Linked DNA regions of Homo sapiens: region 2 is linked to region 1. A link is an interaction called in ENCODE POLR2A ChIA-PET data of the cell type or tissue named here. Cell type or tissue: MCF 10A. All regions are shown on one strand. Each heading gives the region's core, and the rest is flanking DNA. Links, peaks and the distances in the headings are about the cores only. Region 1 overlaps MAPK8IP3 (mitogen-activated protein kinase 8 interacting protein 3). Region 2 overlaps JPT2 (Jupiter microtubule associated homolog 2).

Region 1 (9,704 bases), core at 478-8,477:
CAGAGACAGAGCATGGATTTGTGGTTGCCTGGGGCTGGGGACGAGGGGCAGACAAAGCGACTGCTCATGGGCACGGGGTTTCCTTTTGGGGGTGAAGACGATGTGACTGTCAACACCGAGCATGCTAAGACCCACTGGACTGTACACCGTAAGTGAATGAATTACACAGTGTGGAAATCACATCTCAATAGAGCTACTGAACAGCACAGACCTTGCTCAGAGTTAGGGCTGCTGTTCTGGGTGGGACCTGCGTTCAAGTCCGAGCTCTCACCGTCATCTCACCCTCCCTGACCTCAGTTTTTTTTTTGAGACAGAGTCCCTCTCCCTGTCACCCAGGCTGGAGTGCAATGGTGCGATCTCAGCTCACTGCAATCTCCGCTTCCTGGGTTCAAACAATTCTTCTGCCTCAGTCTCCCGAGTAGCTGGGATTACAGGTGCCCGCCACCAGGCCCAGCTAATTTCTTTTTGTATTTTTAGTAGAGATGGGTTTCACCATGTTGGCCAGGCTGGTCTCAAACTCCTGACTTCAAGCAATCCACCCGCCTCGGCCTCCCAAAGTGCTGGGATTACGGGCATGAGCCACTGTGCCCGGCCTCAGTTTCTTCATCTATAAATGGGGACACTGGCAGGAGGGCGGCTTGATGCTGCAGTAAGGACCGACGGTGGCCGTGCCCGTCAGTGCTGCCACCCACGGAAATGACACCGCCCACAATGAGAAGGGCAGCTGCGACCTGACACTGTGTGTTCTGCGTACACATGTGTCATACCTCTGTGGGCCATGGGCCATGGTGTCTGGTAGGTGTCACCAAGACATTAAAACAATCGGCCAGGAGTGGTGGCTCACGCCTGTAATCCCAGCACTCTGGGAGGCCGAGGCGGGTGGATCACAAGGTCAGGAGATCAAAACCAGCCTGACCAACACTGTGAAACCCCATCTCTACTAAAAATACAAAAATTACCTGGGCATGGTGGTGCATGCCTGTAATCACAGCTACTCACGAGGCTGAGGCAGGAGAATTGCTTCAACCCGGGAAGGCAGAGGTTGCAGTGAGCCGAGATCGCACCACTGCACTCCAGCCTGGCCCACAAAGTGGGACTCCGTCTCAAAAAAAAAAAAAATCATTATAGCATGGTGGGGAGGTTCCCTCTGGTTTTTACTCTCTTCTTGGCATTTGCTGATATTATTTAAATATTATTATAAGCATATATAATTTTTTCAAAAAATAAAAAAAATAGCTAAAAAATATACATTATCGGCCGGGCATGGTGGCTCACACTTGTAATCCCAGTACTTTGGGAGCCTGAGGCGGGTGGATCACCGGAGGTCAGGAGTTCAAGACCAGCCTGGCAAATATTGTGAAACCCCGTCTGCACTAAAAATACAAAAATTAGCCGGGCGTGGTGGCGCGTGCCTCTAATTCCAGCTACTTGGGAGGCGGAGACAGGAGAATTGCTTGAACCTGGGAGGCGGAGGTTGCAGTGAGCCAAGATGGCGCCACTGCATTCCAGCCTGGCGACAGAGCGGGACTTTGTCTAAGAAATAAATAAATAAATAAATAAATAAACATTATCTGAATTATGTAGAGTGGAAGGATAGCAAAATATTAAAAGAGATTACCCCTATTTAGCAGGATTTTTCTGAAGATTAATCTCCTTTGGATTTTTTATATATATTTTTGCAACACATGAGAAAAGTTCCACAGAAAATTCACAGCACCAAAGTGCGCCCTCACCGCCGTCCTGATCTCGGGGAGCATTCCATCTTTCACCACCAAGTACAGTGTGTCCAACACTACTGAACTGAACACTTCAACTCGGTTAACATGGTGAATATTATGTTACTCATACATGGCCTCTACTGGGGCACTTTCTGACTCAAGCCAGGATGAGACAGGCCTCCCTGTCAGGGTGAGGCCCTGCTGGTGCTCAGCACCCCACATTACTCTGCTCCCTGGAGGTCCCCCTGCCCCAGATAAGACAATCAGCTCAGGAGTACACCAGGAGGCAGCCTGGGATCCAGGAGCTTCTCACCCTGCGGGCTGGGGGAAGCAAGGCCATGGCGAAAGGCTCGGACCCTGACGCGTGCAAGGGGACAGACTGCGCTGTCCTACTGCCCGCCTGTCATGCCTGAAAGCCTGGGGCTCAGAGCCACATGGCCAGTGCTCAGCTGCCAGCAGATGCCATGAGCACAGGAGACTCCACGTGCTGACAGGAAGCAGGTCCTGATGTTTGCAGCCGCCACAGACCTAGGCACAGGGGTCCGGTGTAGACCTGTGGCGCTGAGGTGAAGCCAGGGCTGTCTGCGGAGGAGTGGGCAAGTGGGCACCCTCCCAACCTCCTCCAAAGTCAATGGTCCTAGGGTGTGCGGCGAGGCTAATGGGCACAGAGCAGAGAAGCGGGCACCCTCCCAACCTCCTGGAGAGTTGGCAGCCCTGAGGGTGTGTGCAGAAGATGGGGCGAGGCTAACAGGCATGGATTTCTTTTAGGGATGGCGGAACATTCTAAACTGAGATCATGGGGGTGGCTGCCCCACCTGTGAGTACGCTGTAACCCACCGCACCGTGCACTCGAAGCGGGTGAATTTTATGATACAGTCGACCCTCAATACCCACGAGTTCTGCATGTGTGGATTCAACCAGCCTCACAGAAAATGTACAGGCCTGTGGTGGCCGTGTCTGTACTGACGTGTACACTTTTTTCCTGTCATTATTCCCTAAACGACACAGCATAACAGCAACTACTTACACAGCATCTACAACATAACCTAGAGGTGATTTAGAGTACACGGGAGGGTGCAAACACTACACCACTTCAGAGCAGGGACTTGAGAAGCCTCAGATTTTGGCATCCTTGGGGCAGTCCAGAAACCAATCCCCTGTGGAGATGGAGGGACAATTCCATGTGAAACGCAACTCAACAAAGCTGGAAAAAAAAAGGTTCCTAGCTCACAGCTGACAGAGGACTTTCCTTTCATTACAAACAAAACCAACAGCAGAAAGCCCCAGCATTGTGCAGGCACAGCGGTGCGGGGGAAGGCTTGCGCTTACCTAGGAGGTCGGCCCCTTCGTCCACATCCCCGATGACCTCAGACCCTGCCGTCGACAGCTCATGGTACAGGGAGTCGGTGTTGATGCCGAAAGCTTTGTTCACGATGCCCTGGGTTGGGCTGTTGGGATCCACAGGTCGGGAGAGAGAGCAGAGTCAGTGGGCAGCCCGGAGTGGCTGCGTCTGCAGACTCTTCCAACACCTCCCACCGTGGCCATTCAATGCCCACACTGCCCTGCAGGCCGGTCGTGGATGGAGGCGGTAGGCCACAGCCTTGATGGTTCTCCCAGTGGTGGCAGAGGAAGACTTCACCAAAGACACCGACTTGGATAAATACTGAGCCCCCAGGACCCCAGGGCCTGGGCTGAGCCAGTACCTGCTTCCTGTGCGGTCCAGGCGGGTCTCTGGACACATGTCCAGCTCTGGCGTGGAGTCAATAATGTCTTGAACATCAGACCACTCGTCACTGCTGCCCATGCCTAGGGGAGAGCACAGGGGCACCTGGGGTCAGGAGAGGGTCTGGCAGCCTCTGCCCTGCTCACGGCTGCCCTCGGAACCTGAGTCTGGTGGGCTGGAGCTGGACCACCTGCTAGGTGGGGATGATCAGAAAACAGCTCTTCCCAGGCTGACTGGGCAGAGGTCGAACCCCAGCACAGTAGACGTCTGAGGCGGGGCCTGGAGCGGGGTGGGTTGCAGCAGCCTCTCTGCATGGGAGTGTCAGCAGTAAGCCCAGTCCCCAGAGATCCCACGTCCAAGCAAGCCAGTGGCTGGACCTCCTCTCGGCCCTCATTCCCCTCTTCTCTTTCCCTCACTGGCCTGTGTGCCGTGGGGCAACGCAGGTTACTGGTTAGTGGGGCTGTGTGCCATGGGGTGACGTAGGCTACTGGTTAGTGGGACTGTGTGCCGTGGGGCGATGCAGGTTACTGGTTAGTGGGGCTGTGTGCCGTGGGGCGATGCAGGTTACTGGTTAGTGGGGCTGTGTGCCGTGGGGCGATGCAGGTTACTGGTTAGTGGGGCTGTGTGCCGTGGGGTGACGCAGGCTACTGCCTTAGTTGTGTCTCCCCAAATCCATATGTTAATAGATACCCCCTAGCATGACTGTATTTGGAGGCTGGGCCTTTCAAGAGGTGATTATGGTAAAATGAGGTCACGTGGTGGCTCTAATCCAATGGGGCTATGTCCTTGTAGGAGCTGGAGATGAGGACACAGACACACCCAGGGGATGCCTGTTGAGGACACAGGGAGAAGGTGGTGTCTACAAGCCAAGGAGTGGCCGCAGGAGGAACCTACCCTGCCAGCGCCTTGATCTTGGACCCCAGCCTCCGGGCTGTGAGGAACACGTCTCTGCTGCCTGCACTGCCCGCCTGGTGCATTAGTTTCACATCTACCCAAACCAAGCCCTGCCTCCTGCCCGAGGGAGCCCAGAGTCCCGGAGGTGGGCACCCACCTATACTGACGTTGCGCATCTCCTGGGTGACCTGTACTTCCATGTTGCGGCTGTCGCGCTTCTCCCGGGCACGCTTGCTGTTCTTGGAGCCCACGCCATAGTCCCCCAGGGGCTGCAGGCTCTCGTTGAGGGGTGTGACGGCGGCCGAGGGCACGGAGGATGTGGGCGTGTTGGACTTGGTGCCTGTGGTGCTGGGTGTGGCGGCCGCCGAGGACTGGCCTGACTCGGACATTTCATCCTGTGGACACTAAGGCCAAACACAGGGAGGAGGGAGAGCGAGTCACTGCAGGTCCCTGGCCTGCGGCTCCGCCGTGGCTGCCTGAGGCCCCGCGCACCAATGCTTTGCACTTTGCCTCGCCCGACACCCTGCGGGCCAGAGCTCCTCTGCCGCCCACCGGGCTAACCCTTCCGGGCCTCACCACTCCCGAGTGGCTCTGCTTATCCGGCCACTGACTCCGGCTCCTCGGAAGCAGGGCCACCCTCCTGAAATGGCTTGGAACGGGGCTTTCCACTGGTGCCCTCCCCAGACGATTGCTTGTAATGGGCCAGTGCCTCGCCAGGGACACAGCGGCAGCCCCCTGTAGCTTGTGGCTGTTCAGAAACAAGTCCAGCCCAGGTAGGGCAGAGGGCTCTGACTGGGGACCCAAGAAGGGCTGGCTGTGCCGCCACCGCTGCCCCGTCACCATCACTGTGCTGAAGAGCTCGAGGCTGGGCCCACCCGCGCCTGCCCCACGTTCCTCCCCGGGCTCAGGTCAGGGCCAGGGAGTGACCAGAAGGTGCTGACCCTGTGGCTTGACTGGACCAGAGCTCACCCCTGAACATGAGCAAGCGCAAAGAAACCACAATCCCTGCTCACAGAAAGGGACGCCACCAAGACATTCTGGAGGGTGGGGGCAGCCCGGATTACGAGAAACCGCAACCAGCCGTCTACCTCAGGAAGCTCGCTAGGGAGGAGCGCATTCTATGTGACTAATGCGGAATGCGAAACAAACATTCTTTCCAATGGTCTTTCCTAACAAAGATACTGAACCAGCTGGAGAAAAAGAGCCCCAAACGTTCTCGTCTTAGCTGACCTGATCACCCGCTATGGCAGAGCTTGCCCGTGGCCCCCGGCCCTCCTTGAGGTGTGGGAAAGTGCAAGGCCTCAGAGGCACCCAGGTGGCTCCTGTGCCTGTCCCAGGCAGCCGCTGGGTGGGTTCCCGTGGTCTCTCAGAGGGCGCACCGTGGGGGACTCTAATGCTAAGGATCTCACCCAGGGAGGAGCTGTCGAGGGGGTATCCAGCCCTCTCCACAGCTGACTTATACTGGCCTTTAAGTGACCAGGGCAGACGGGACTTCCAGAAGTCATGGCCAGTGCTGACCTCTGCCTCTGCCCAGCCTCTCTGGTCACCGCCAGACTCAGGGCACGGGGCCTCTCAGTACCGGACACGGCCACTCACTCAGAGGACACATTTCTGCTTCATCTACCAGGCTCCTAAGTTTCTCTAGAAGGAATCTCAAAATGACACACCTTCCTCTATAGTAGCTATTCTCAGTTGGGCTGACTGCCCCGAGGGGATGCTTGCAAAGTCCAGAGACATTTTTGTGGTCACAAATGAAGGGGGTGCTCCTGGCTTTCGTGGGTGGAAGCCAGGGATGCTGCTCCACACCCACCGCGTCCCAGCGGCCCAGGCCATGCATGTCCAGCCCCAAAAGATGAGCAGTGCCGAGGGAGAGCCCTCACACGGGCGCAGCCCGCCTCCCGGAGTGGCTTTGTAGAAATGTCTGAGACGGCCTGTGGCTCTGCAGCTATGCCCAGTTTGAAAGGAAAACCCTTGCTCTTCATGTCACTCCCCACGCTGGAGGAAGCGAGTACCGCTCATGCAAGAAGTCTGTGCTGACGTTCTCAAAGAACCTGTCTACCCAATGTGTCACAGGCACCTGGTGTCTCACCGACTCTGCCACCACCCGGCAGAGAGAAAACAGGGAACCCCATGTGGCCAGGCAGGGTGTAGCTGTGCACATCAGACAAACGCTTCTGGGCCACCTTCCTCCACGCTGGGTCCCCGGCCTGCTCCTGACCCTCATGGTGGCTGCGGGGAATTCTGCAGTCTGATTGCGCCTCCCCTAGCTCTCCGTCACCCTACAGGGCCACCACTTACCCATGGGACACTCCCCCTGGCCACAACTTACCTAAAGGCAAACCTCTCAACCTCCTAAACATCAACGTGTAGCAGTGACCTCCAAATGCACTGAAAGAACCCAAACTCTTAGCGGTCATTCCTCACCATGAGTAGCCACAACTGTTTGGTTAAAACACTGAAAATACAGTACATAAAAACAAAAACAAAACAAAACAAAAAACAACAAAAAAATTAAGAAATTAGAAAAACTTCAAAACCTAGAGCATAAAATAAAAAGAACTTAAATGTAATAATTTAAAATAAAGAAAAATCAAATAAAACACTCCTATGAACGAAAACATAAAACGCTACAATTTATGAAGAGAGCGACGATGTCAGACAACGCAGGAGGTGAAAGGAAAGACATCATGAGAAGAAGAGCGGGCCCAGAGCGGGCGCGAGAGGCAGCCCGGAGGCCAGAGAGCGTCAAGCAAGGGCTCCCCCCGGCTGAGGCTGACGTGTCTTCAGATGCCTATGGGCAGGTCCCAGCTCCAGGCCCGGGAAGCGTGAGCCAGAGACAGTGAGAGGAGGTGGGCCCAGGTGGCAGGGCTGGGCCCAGAAGGCCCGGGGAGCCCGCAGCCCCGCCACCCTCTCTCCAGCCCTGAGCACAGGGAGGACAGGAGAGCGTTCCAGATGCCATGAGGGAGCTCGCTCCCAGAGCAGCGCAGCAGCAGGTGGGCTGACGGAGCAGGAGCCTGCAGCAGCCCCCACAGGCACGATGGACACTTAGAGGTGGAAGGACAGTCGGCAAAGCATGCAGCAGGAAGTAAGCTTCTGGAGAAGTCCCAGGCCCCACATCCACCAGCCCAACCCAGCCCACAGGCCCCAAGGGCTCTGCCTCTGTGGACATCCTCTGACGGCCCCTGTGGGAAATCCACCAGACCCGGGGTCACCTCTTCTTCCCAGGAAGGTGGCTGTCCTTACCTGGCACTGAGGCCAGTGAGCTCACAGGCCAAAACTGGCAGCAAGCGACCTGGGGCCCTGAAGGAGTGGCCTGGCTCTGGGCCCCTGTGCTCTGAGGTGCACTCACCGGCTGGCTGTGAGAACCTGCTGGGGCCCCCGCACTCTGGCTGTGAGTACCTGCTGGGGCGAGGCTCTGCTTTCTCAAACTCAGGACCCAGGAGGCGTTACCAGGGACAGGCAGGGAGGGGCCCAGAGAAGAGGAGCTTTCTCCTCACCTTTCTGCCAACGGAGGGCAAACCCCACACTCTAGACACTGACGTTCCTCCGAGAGTAGAGGCGTGGCTCTCAGGGGCAGGATGTGTCTGGCTGGAGCCCGGGTGAGCATGAGGCTTTATGTGGGGGTGTGGTTTGAGAGAGGATCACTAAGCTCAACCCTGACAGGCACTGTACACCCCTGGCTACAGAGCGGTCTATCCAAGGGCAGGGAGGTCTAGCCTGGACTAGCAGGTGCCGACACGAGGCCGCGTGGAACAGCCACAGCCACACAGGGCCTGCTGGGCAGCCTGAGCCCCTGACACCCTGGCTGGGTTTCTCCATCCTGCCACACACGAAGGGAGAGGGCGAGTGGCCCAGAGAGCCGTGAAGGGCTGCCTGCAGACGAGGCTCCCGCCCCAGTGAACGGGGAACACCAGCAACAGGGAGGAGCCTCTCACTCCACGGCACGGCTACAAAACCTGGTAGCTGGAGCTGGACTGCAGCTGGCCGAGGTCACTCAGGTGCCAGTGGTCCCCCGCAGGCACGAGCTTGCCCCCGATCTGTGCACGTACCGTGCCGTCAGCCAGGGGGAACACGTTCAGGGAGGTGGGGCGCTCCTTCCTGCTGAAATGGGGGGCGAGAGGAGAGGAAGCGATGGTTAGAGGGTGGCCGTGAAGATTTCCCAAGCCCTCCCAGGGCAAGCAGACCTCGAGTGATGGGGCCGCTCCATGCCAGCCAGCAGCCCAGCTCGAGCAGCTACTCAGTTATGATCCTACGTGGCGCTTCCCCTCCCATGATGCTGCAGTTTCTCATTTTTATTAAGTTCAATTTTATTTTATTTTATTTTATTTTATTTTTTTTGAGGCGGAGTCTCGCTCTGTCACCCAGGCTGGAGTGCAGTGGCACGAACTTGGCTCACTGCAAGTTCCACCTCCCAGGTTCACGCCATTCTCCTGCCTCAGCCTCCCACGCCTGGCTAATTTTTTTTTGTATTTTTAGTAGAGACGGGGTTTCACCGTGTTAGCCAGGATGGTCTCGATCTCCTGACCTGATGATCCGCCTGCCTCGGCCTCCCACAGTGCTGGGATTACAGGCGTGAGCCACCGCGCCCGGCCTAAGTTCAATTTTAAACAGACACAAGCCGGGTGTGCTTTAGACACCCCACAGCAGAGCCAGCCACGGGACTTGGCATCACGGTCAGCGCTGCACGGCCACCATGAGCAATGCCTTTTAGGACCATTGTCTTATGTGTGCCCAGCCCTGCCTCCCTGTGGTGTTACTGCCAGCCCTGCCTGTTCCCCTGGCGCCAGCAGAGGGAATCCAGCCTTCCTGCCCCTGTGCCTTGTTCCTTGGCCCCTCCTGCCCATCCTCATTACTCCTGTTCATGAGGCTGCCTCACTGCAAAATATCTGAACACGACACATCCAGAGTAAGGACTGACCCCGTCTCATCTGCTGCAGCCGGAGCCTGAGCCTGAGGGGCGTCTTCTCCCTCCCCACGTGTCCTCTCTGCTGTCAGGGAGCCCCGAACCTGAAGACGGACCCTGGGACAGCCTGGCCTCGGACAGCCTGGCAAGACAGTGGGAGCGCCTGGGAGCTGGAGCTGTCAGGACAGTGCTCAGTGCCCCCTGCTGTGGGCTCAGTCCCTAGGGATGACCTCCTGTGGGCCATAAGCAAGAGCAGGGATGGAGCCCAAGGTCTCCCTTTACGTCCTCCTCCGCGGGAGGTTTCCAGTCAACAGCCCAGAGGTCCCAGAGGCCAGGCTGGCTCCTCACCTCCTCAGGTCTGGGGGGCAGGCCACGTGGTCAGATGCTGGAGCCCACACTGCTCAGGGCTATTCAGGACAAGAATTAAGAGTCTGCTTGCACCACAGCCTCAGCTGCTTACATCTCA
Region 2 (9,704 bases), core at 1,044-9,043, 55 kb after region 1:
TTTTTTTTTTTTTGGAGACAAGAGTCTTGTTCAGTCATTCAGGCTAGAGTGCGGTGGCATGATCTTGGCTCACTGCAGCCTCTGCCTCCTGGGCTGAAGCGATCCTCACATCTCAGCCTCCCGAGTAGTGGGGACTACAGGCGTGAGCCACCACACCTGGCTAATTTTTCTATTTTTTGTAGAGACAGGGTTTTGCCACGTTGCCCAGCTCATCTCAAACTCCTGGACTCAAGTGATCTGCGTGCCTCAGCCTCCCAAAGTGCTGGGATTATAGGCGTGAGCCACTGTGCCCAGCCTCAAAGTCAAATTTTTAAATACTGGCATAATATTTCATCCATGCTGTAATATTTCATCCATAATAATTTCATCCATGCTGTAGCGTGTGTCAATGCTCCATTCCTTTCTATGGCTGAGTAATATTCCATTGTATGGACAGACCACATGTTGTTTACCCATTCATCTGTTGATGGACAAATGAGTCATTCCCGCCCTTGGGCTACTGTGAATAATCCTGGTGCAAGGATCTAGTGTTTGACTCCTTGTTTTCAAATCTTGTGAGTACGTACTTAAGAGTGGAATTATTCGGTCATATGGTAATCCTGTTTAACTCTGAGGAACTGGCAGTATCCACAGCCACTGCACCATCTTCCAATCCCACTAGCAATGCACGAGGGCTCCAGTTTCTCTGCATCCTCACCAACTCGTATTTTCCATTTTTACATCACACCATCCGAACAGGCATGCACTGGCATCTCACGGGTTTCTGATGTGCATGTCCCCAGTTATTAATAACACTGACCATCTTTTCGGGTGGTTTTTGGCTGCTTGTATCTCTTCTTTGGAGAAATGTATATTCAAGTCCACTACCATTTTTGAATTGGGTTTGTTATTTCGTTGTTGAGTTGTAGGCATTCTTTATGTATTCTGGATAGTAACTCCTTATCAGAAATGATTTGCAAATATTTCCTCCCATTCTGCGAGTTATCTTTTCACTTTTTTTTTTTTTTGACACGGAGTCTCACTCTGTTGCCCAGGCTGGAGTGCAGTGGCGCAATCTCGGCTCACTGCGCCCTTTGCCTTCTGGGTTCAAGCAATTCTCTTGCCTCAGCCTCCAGAGTAGCTGGGAGTACAGGCGCCCAGCTACTTTTTTTGTATTTTTAGTAGAGACGGGGTTTCACCATGTTAGCCAGGATGGTCTTGATCTGACCTCGTGATCCGCCTGCCTCAGCCTCCCAAATTGCTGGGATTACAGGTGTGAGCCACTGTGCCCAGGCTTTTTTGTTTGTTTTTTGTTTTTTTGAGACAGAGTCTCATTCTGTCACTCAGGTTGGAGTGCAATGGCGCAGTCTCAACTCATTGCAACCTCAGCCTCCCAGGTTCAGTTGATTCTTCTGCCTCAGTCTTCCGAGTACCTGGGATTACAGGCATCCACCATCATGCCCGGCTAGTTTTCGTATTTTTAGTAGACATGGGGTTTCACCATGTTGGCTAGGCTGGTCTCGAACTCTTGACCTCAGGTGATCTGCCCACCTCGGCCTCCCAAAGTGATGGGATTACAGGTGTTAGCCACTGTGCCTGGCCTGTTTTCATTCTTTATAGTGTCCTTTGATGCACAGAAGTTTATAACTTTAATGAAGACCTATTTATTTACTTATTTTTTCAGACAGTCTTGCTTGTTGCCCATGCTGGAGTGCAGTTGCATGATCTTAGCTCACTGCAACCTCTGCCTCCTGGGCTCAAGTGATCCTCCCAACTCAGCCTCCTGAACAGCTGGGACCACAGGTGTGCACCACCATGCCCGGGTAATTTTTTGTATTTTTGTGGAGAAGGGGTTTTGTCATGCTGCCCAGGCTGGTCTCAAAATCCTAGGCTCAAGCAATCTGCCTGCTTCAGCCTCCCAAAGTGCTGGGGTTATAGGCATGAGCCACTATGCCTAGGCTTTTTATAATTTTTTTGAGACAGGATCTCATTCTGTCACCCAGGCTGGAGTGCAAATGGCAAAATCACTGCTCTCTGCAGCCTTGAACAACTGGGCTCAAGCAATCTTCCCACCTCAGCCTCCCAGGTAACTAGGACCACAGGTGCACGCAACCATACGCAACTGATTTTTTTTTTTTTTTTTGGGACGGAGTTTCGCTCTTGTTGCCCAGGCTGGAGTGCAATAGCACGATCTCAGCTCACTGCAACCTCCACCTCCTGGGTTCAAGCGATTCTCCTGCCTCAGCCTCCCGAGTAGCTGAGATTACAAGCATGTGCCACCAGGCCCGGCTAATTTTATACTTTTAGTAGAGACGGGGTTTCTCCATGTTGGTCAGGCTGGTCTCGAACTCCCGGCCTCAGGTGATCCGCCTGCCTCGGCCTCCCAAGGTGCTGGGATTACAGGCATGAGCCACTGTACCCAGCCCCCAGCTAGTTAAAAAAAAGTTTTTTTAGAGTTGAGGTCTCTCTATGTTGTCCAGGCTGGTCTGGAACTCCTGGGCTCAAGTGATTCTCCCACCTTGGCCTTCCAAAGTACTGGGATTACAAGTGTGAGACACCATGCACGGCCCAATTTATTTTTAATTTTGTTGCCTCTGTTTTTGGTGTCATATCTAAACCTCCATTGCCAAATCCAGGGTCATGAAGATTTGTCCCTATATTTTCTTCTAAGAATTTTATAGTTTTTGCCCTTAACTTTAGGTCTTCGATCCATTTTGAGTTCATTCTTGTGTATGGTGTAAGAAAGAGTAAGCTTTTATCCTTCTGCATGTGCATATGCAATTGTACCAATGCCATTTGCTAAAGAGACTGTTCTTTCCCCACTGGATGATCTTGGCACCCTTGTGAAAAAAAAAAAAGCCCTTTGGAAGGCTTTATTTCTCAGTTCTCAACTTGACTCCACTGGTCAGTGTGTCTGTCTTCATGCCAGTGCCATGCTGTTTGGATTACCGTTGCTTTGCAGTAAGATTTGAGAGCAGGAAGTAAGAGCTCCAACATCTTTTTCAATTATTATTATTTTTGGATACTTGGGGTACCATGAAATTCCATATGAATTATAGGACTTTTTTCCCATTACAGAATAAAACACCATTAGGACTCTTATAGGGCTACATTCTTGTCTCTCTTTAATCCTCAGGACCTCCCTCTATTCTCGTCATGTTGTTTCCTATGTAAGCCATTGTTCTGAGCGCAGCTCTGTGGTGTTAATTAATATGTGGCTTGGTCTGATTTGAGCTTGATTTTTTTGACGAAACAGCGTCAATGGGGGCCCATGGTGGATTTCCATTCCCAGGCCCATAAGTGTTGGTTCTCTCTCATTTTGTGATGTTAACGGCCACTGATGAACATTTTCTCAGATCCACGATTTCAGTACAAGTTTATAAAACAGTGATATTCTAATTCCTTTATTCCTTCTTCACTTACATCCCAGAAACTTTTATAAAAGGGAACTTTCTTTCAACAGCTGCTATCCTAACACACACTTCATGCAGGAAATGCTGGCTAAATGCCCCCTTCTGTCATCTGCCCGCTTTCGCAGTGACGAGCCGGTCCTCCAGCATTCTCCCAAGGTCGTAAATTACATTACTTTTAGTATCAATAGGAAGCCGGGAATTCTGAACAGTTGGTGAATTTAAATCCACTGCAATTATTTCACTTTTTGATAATCAAATGGTCCCATCTCTGGCCCCATGGCTGCTCTTCACCTTGTTCCCCAAGTCCTCTGACACCACCCTAGCAGCCTGTAAGGGCTTCCTCATTTTCTGGCATTACGAGATATTCTACGCTTATTTTGTATATTCCCTGACCCTGACCTGGAATTAGTCATTTCTCTGGTGATGCTAGCGATGTCCAATGGTCCTGGACCAAAAGAACTTTATTAGAAAATCAAAGAAAGCTCTACTCTGTTTCCACTTGTTCTATGCCCAGTTGTACTGATGTCCTACAGTCCTCTACCTGATCTACGTTCACTGGAAAGTGTGAGTCTCAGCAGGAAGCACCTTGCTCTCGTGTCCGGCTAATTCGAGTGCTTTACGTAGTAGAGGAATTGCTGACTTTTGGGACATTTCTGGTCTTGCCAAAGTTCACCTTGTAGTAAAGCCCCCAAAGATACTTCCCAAATAGATGCTCTCTTGAAAATAACTCAGACAGCATGGCAGGGCACAGTGGCTCACATTTGTAATCCCAGCACTTTGGGAGGCTGAAGCGGGTGGATCACTGGAGGACAGGAGTTCAAGACCAGCCTGGCCAACATGGTGAAACCCTGTCTCTTCTAAAAATACAAAAATTAGCCGGACGTGGTGGTGCATGCATGTAACACTGGCTACTCGGGACGCTGAGGCAGAATTGCTTGAACCCAGGAGATAGTGGCTGCAGTGAGTTGAGATCGTGCCACTGCACTCCAGCCTGGGCAACAGAATGAGACTCTATTTCAAAGAAAAAACAAAATAAAACGAAAAAACACGACCAAACCTCAGCAGAGTCTAACAGGTCCTATATAAGACTCTATACACTGGAAAGAGATGTCGCTGCAGAGATGCCAGCACAAGAGAGATGTAGGGCAATCCAAACCAGGCTGGCCGCGATCAATGCCCTCATCCACTCATGTCCTCTCCTTTCTGTCTACATTTCCATTTTAATTCTGCAATGGGCCATCTTCCAGCATATAAACCAATAAACATGCAGCAGTTTTCTAGGCGTTAAGTAACTCCAGAAATGGTTAAGAATTTTCCACTTTAAGGAACCAGACCATATCTTTTAACCACAAAAAAGGTAGAAAAGTGAATAGATGAAAAAATATCGCTAATTATGTTAGTAATAAATCCTGGTCTTTCTTACTGATGAACGGTGGCTGCAGTAAACCCTAGAAATGTTCTGCCACCATTCAAACAAATGTCCAAGCTAGGGTAGTGCAGGCTCTGGTCCTCACGAAAGCCGAGACTGGCCTTAGGCAAGCCCTCCACCATAGCCCAGGGAGGCTGCAGCTCTGATCAATCCCTGCTAAGGCCATGCCCGAGGTCGCATCGTGTAGGCATTCCTCTCCTTTCCAGGCCACTTGTCTTATCCTACTGATGCCATTACTGGGTCAGAGGCGTCAGCTACGCTTCAGTCAAGTGCTGACAATCTCCACAGGTAACCAGCCGAGGACCTTGACTGTGCGGGGAAAAGCCCATCAGAAAAGAACTGTCACTTTTCCTCTGCAAGGTGAAACAGGAAGAGTGGAAGACGGACAAGGGCCCAGCTCGTCTGCGGCACGTTCCGCTCCCCACCGCTTCTCCGCGCCCCGCAGCACTGCAGTGAGGAGCCGCCACAGCCCGTCTGCAGTGGGCGTCCGCCACCAGCACAGAAGAGCTTCCCCCACGGCTTCAGTCAGCACAAGGCTGGACTGTTTCCTGGGTGACTCAGGGGAACTTCCAAACTCGATGACTAATGCTTGCATCCAGGATAATCTACGGCACCCACCATGATTCTCCCTAAAAACATGTCGCATCTGCCTTGGAGCCTTTTTGGAAAGAGCACCTGGCATACCCGCTGCTGCGCTGTCACGTCTGAATGCAGTCCATACCTTGGGTTTGTTTGGGTGTGCCAAGCGTGAAGTGGCAGTGACCGGAGACCCAAAAATGTCGCTGGTCTTCCCTCCAGGTGGGTTCAGGTGCTGTCGAGTCTGCACGGGGGTTGATTCGTCAAAGATACCACTTCCTTTACCCCCTGCAGAAACGATCACAGAACACTGAGCAACCAGACGTCCACCGGACCCCACCCCACCCCACCCCCGCAGTGCTTTGGAGACCTCCTCTCATAGGAACCCCGAGTGCCAGCCCTGAGCTCCAGGCCAACAGGGCAGGATGCTCAGACTGAAACCCCTGAAGATCCATGAAACCCCTGAAAACCATGGCTGGATCAGGGGCCTGCCTGCAGCCCTTATGTCTAGAACTGAGCTGATCTAGGCTGGCCTCTAGAGGTGAGATGGCATCAAACTGCAGATTTTCCCTCTAGAATTTCTTTAACCCTGAACATTTCATGCTTTCCTGTTGAAGTGTCTGCTCACAAAACCCATGAAAAGTTCTTCAGTAGATTAAAAATAAACAGCTAAATGTTTAAGTCACACAGATAAGAGTTCTGAATTTAATAACATGCCCTATTCAAGGGAAACCTGCCATCCTGAAAATATTTATTAGTCATTCTTCTGACCTCATTCTGGCTGGTACTTCCAGTGACTAGATATGTCAGCAAATTAGACACATGTAACATCTTTGTTGCCAACTATAAGTGACTTGATAAGCCATAATGAAAATGTGCGTCTAAGAGGTAACTTCCTAGTAGCAGGTGACTAAAGGCTAGATGCTCAGCATAAATGCCCGTGCCTAACATTCCACAGAAAGATGGCTACCCTGTGGGACCAACTGATCATCTCTTCACTCAGCAGACACCAAGCACCCACTTTTGACAAAGTGCTATGCTAAATGGAGGTTGGTGTCATTAAAATCATGGCCCTGGTGCACCAAGAACTTATAATCTAAGAGGAAAGAAGATGCATTCTGCTAACTTGCTGTGTGATCCTATGGAAGTTACTTGGCCTTTCTGTGTCCCACAGTCCTCATCTGTAGAATGGGGATAATAAAAGAACTCCCTCACAGGACTGGAAGAAAGCTCAGTGAGTTACTGTAGCTCATATGTCAAATGCTTACAACAGTGTCTGGGATGGAAATAAACATGTCAACTCTATTTTCTATGCAATGATAAAGAGGTATCTATACATATCATCCAGTGAAAACACAAGGGTGCAAACAATCCATATAGCATGCAGTGTTTTCATGTAAAAGGGGAAGTGTTCTTATTTGCTTTTATCTGAAGAAAAGCAGTTACCTGTGGGGGATGCCTACACGTGTGAAGAAACAGGACTGGGGAAATGCAGGGGCTCCACACTGCTTAACATGGTCTCCTTTTTTTGTTTACAGAGTTTTGATCTTTTGCATTTTCTGTTCTCGAAAAATTACATTTTGTAAATTGATTTATTTAACTTAAAGAGAGTTTATTCATGTGTAATGCTTGAGTATAGCCCACCTGGAAACACCAACTCCAAAGGAATGGAGTCAGTGTTCTGAAGTAGGGACATTAGGGTTTCATTTATATAGGCAGAGACAGAGGAGCTTTTAGCAGGACTACAAACTTTTCTCACACAAGGTTAGTGTACAGTTACAGCAATTTGGTTACAGGAAAAAACCACATATTCAACAGTTAATTCCTAGTGTTAACAATCCACACTGCTCCACAGAAGCAACCGGATGAAGAGCCCACGTGTGCTTGCGTGGAGATGAGGCTCGGCTGGGGGTCTGTGCACCTGCTCGTCTTCAGACCCGCTTGAGGGCCCCACTGCTGCGGCGGGGCCTAAAGCAGGGTGGCTTTCTGGGACACCAGTTCTAGGGGCCCAGAGTGCAGCGACAAGGAGGACTATAACAGAGCACAGCAAGTGGGGGGTCGGGCGGGCGTGTCTACCTTTTGCAGGTGGTAACAGAACACCTGGGGATATGCGGGACTCGCCCTGCAGAGAAATGTGTACATTTTTCACATGACTTCAGGGTGATAAACCTTCTGAACCTCAGCCATGGACCTCCCAGGGACCCACAGTCCCCAAGCTTGACACCCCTGGCCAGGGAGAGCAGCACAGCACGGTGGGGAGAGTGTCCTGTGGCCAGACTGCCTGGGTCAGGGAGTCTCTGCTCAGCTGCTCACTAACTGTGAGACCTTGGACAAGTTATGTCAACCTTCCTTCATATCCATCTTCTTAACTTTAAAAAGGTAACAAACAGTCCAAGTGCACTGGCTCACACCTGTAATCTTAGCACGGTGGGAGGCCAAGGTGGGAGGACTGCTTGAGTCCAGGAGTTCAATACTAGCGTGGGAAACAAGTGAGACCTTGTCTCTACAAAAATATTTTAAAATTAGCCTCTGGTCCCGCTCCTCAGAAGGTTGAGGTGAGAGGACTGCCTGAGCTCAGAAGTTGGAGGCGGTGAGCTGTGATGGTGCCACTGCACTGTAGCCTGGGTGACAGACTAAGATCCTGTCTCAAAAAACCAACAAAACAAAAAAAAGGTAATAAATAATCATACCTACCTAGGGTCACTGGTGAGGCTAAACAAGTTAACTCAGGTGACGTGGTTAGAATAGTCCTGGCCTGCTGAGTAAGCCCTCAGCAATGCTGCAGGGCTGTGTCAACAAGCACGTCAGGACCACGGGGCGGATAAAACTGTGTGTGCAACCCCCAGCCCCCACTGCAATGTTCCTGGCTGTGCTATAACGGCTGACTTTTTTTTTTTTTAATGTGACTCCAGCTTTTTAAAATAGAAGATAAAAGTAACTCAATTTGAAGTTTTTGGCCAAAGACATCACTCATTTTTAAAAAATAGTTAAACTGTGAAACATAACAGAAAAGTCTGTAAGACATTAACTATCACAAATAACTACAAGGCAGACACCAGGTAACCACTGCCAAAGTCATCGAGAACAGTGCCCGTTCCCAGAAACTCCTGTGTTCCTTCACTCTCACCCAAGGTTACCACACTCCTGAATTTTTTGGAAACCACAAACATTTTTACCACGTATACGTGCAATAGGTACTAAACAATGTACCTCTGCTTTTAACCTTCATAACTAGGTAGTCATACCACATATGTCTATTACCATTTTACTTGAAAAATAAATTCAGCTTTGAAGCAAGAAAACATGCTTAAATTCACTAATAATTGAAGATAAACTCGAGAGATGTTTTTTCCTCCTGCTAGATTTTTGATTTCCAAGGGCTCTGTGTTATTTTGTTTTTAAAAATATCATTTATTTATTTGGGAGATTGGGCCTCGCTATGTTGCCCAAGCCAGTTTCAAACTCCTGGGCTCAGGCAATCCTCCCACCTCGGCCTCCCAAAATGCTGGGATTACAGGCGTGAGCCACCGCACCTGGCCTACAAGATTTGTTTTTAAAAGCAAAACTAAAAGATAAATACTGCTGGTGCAAATAAGCACATACACAAGAATGGTAAACACCAGGCAATGCCCTGAAAAACCGGTTGGAACTATCTATCCATATTTTAAACTCATATATCATCTGATCTACCAATTCCATTTTGAGAAATTTATCCCAGTGGATACATTCAGGAAGTCAGTTTAAGGCATGGAATCTGGAGTCAGAAAAACCTCAATTCAAAGGCTAGCTCTGCCACCGACTAGCACTGCTACCGGCTAGGTCTGCTACCGACTAGCTCTGCTACGGACTAGTTCTGCTACCGACTAGCTCTGCTACTGACTAGCTTGGGATTTATGCATGCCAGTGACCTTTTCCAAGCCTGTTTCCTCCTCTGTGAAAGGAGCAAAACAACCTACTCCTAGTTATAGCGAACACCAAATGAAAAATACACATGCAAAGCACTTAGCACAGTCCCCGGTAAATATTAACAATTCATAGACGTTGGTCATCATTGCTAGAAGAGGAAGAACAATTCATGGAACATCTAAACCAGGTGACTAACAAAGAACACAGAGACTACTGAAGATTCACTGAAACACTGAATGGGAATTGATAAACATTCGATGGCTATGATGTGGTCGGTCACACACACTCTCGGCCTCTGCATACTTTTCTCAATCAAGCCCTGCAACTAGAGGGCTGTGGGGCTAGGTCTGTGTGACTAAGTGTAGAAAGAAGGCAGGACTCCAGATCTCGTTGGGTGGTGA

What was found. ChIA-PET counts read pairs that join two places held together with the same protein. Peaks named below come from ENCODE experiments on the same cell type or tissue, not always from the same donor. Only the 100,000 strongest peaks of a DNase experiment are listed, where the experiment ranks them.
Region 2: POLR2A ChIA-PET joins it to region 1 with 24 read pairs; 9 of 35 experiments call an interaction of 5 or more read pairs at or near these places.

What each region holds. Positions count from the first base shown.
Region 1 is chr16:1,742,064-1,751,767 of GRCh38, reverse strand. It overlaps MAPK8IP3 (mitogen-activated protein kinase 8 interacting protein 3), which reads right to left. Exons shown (of 32, transcript NM_001318852.2): 5 at 8,292-8,436; 6 at 4,493-4,739; 7 at 3,422-3,524; 8 at 3,048-3,166. Among named protein-coding and RNA genes, the nearest start is that of MIR3177, 12 kb to the right of the region's middle. RefSeq lists a silencer at 640-852. In MCF 10A, for the core only: no CTCF peak of the experiment used is centred there; DNase peaks (open chromatin) are centred at 5,427, 6,047 and 7,827.
Region 2 is chr16:1,687,824-1,697,527 of GRCh38, reverse strand. It overlaps JPT2 (Jupiter microtubule associated homolog 2), which reads right to left. Exons shown (of 5, transcript NM_144570.3): 3 at 5,543-5,685. Among named protein-coding and RNA genes, the nearest start is that of MAPK8IP3, 14 kb to the left of the region's middle. RefSeq lists enhancers at 5,146-5,440, 7,010-7,706. In MCF 10A, for the core only: a CTCF peak has its summit at 5,949 (motif pointing left); DNase peaks (open chromatin) are centred at 5,387, 8,177 and 8,497.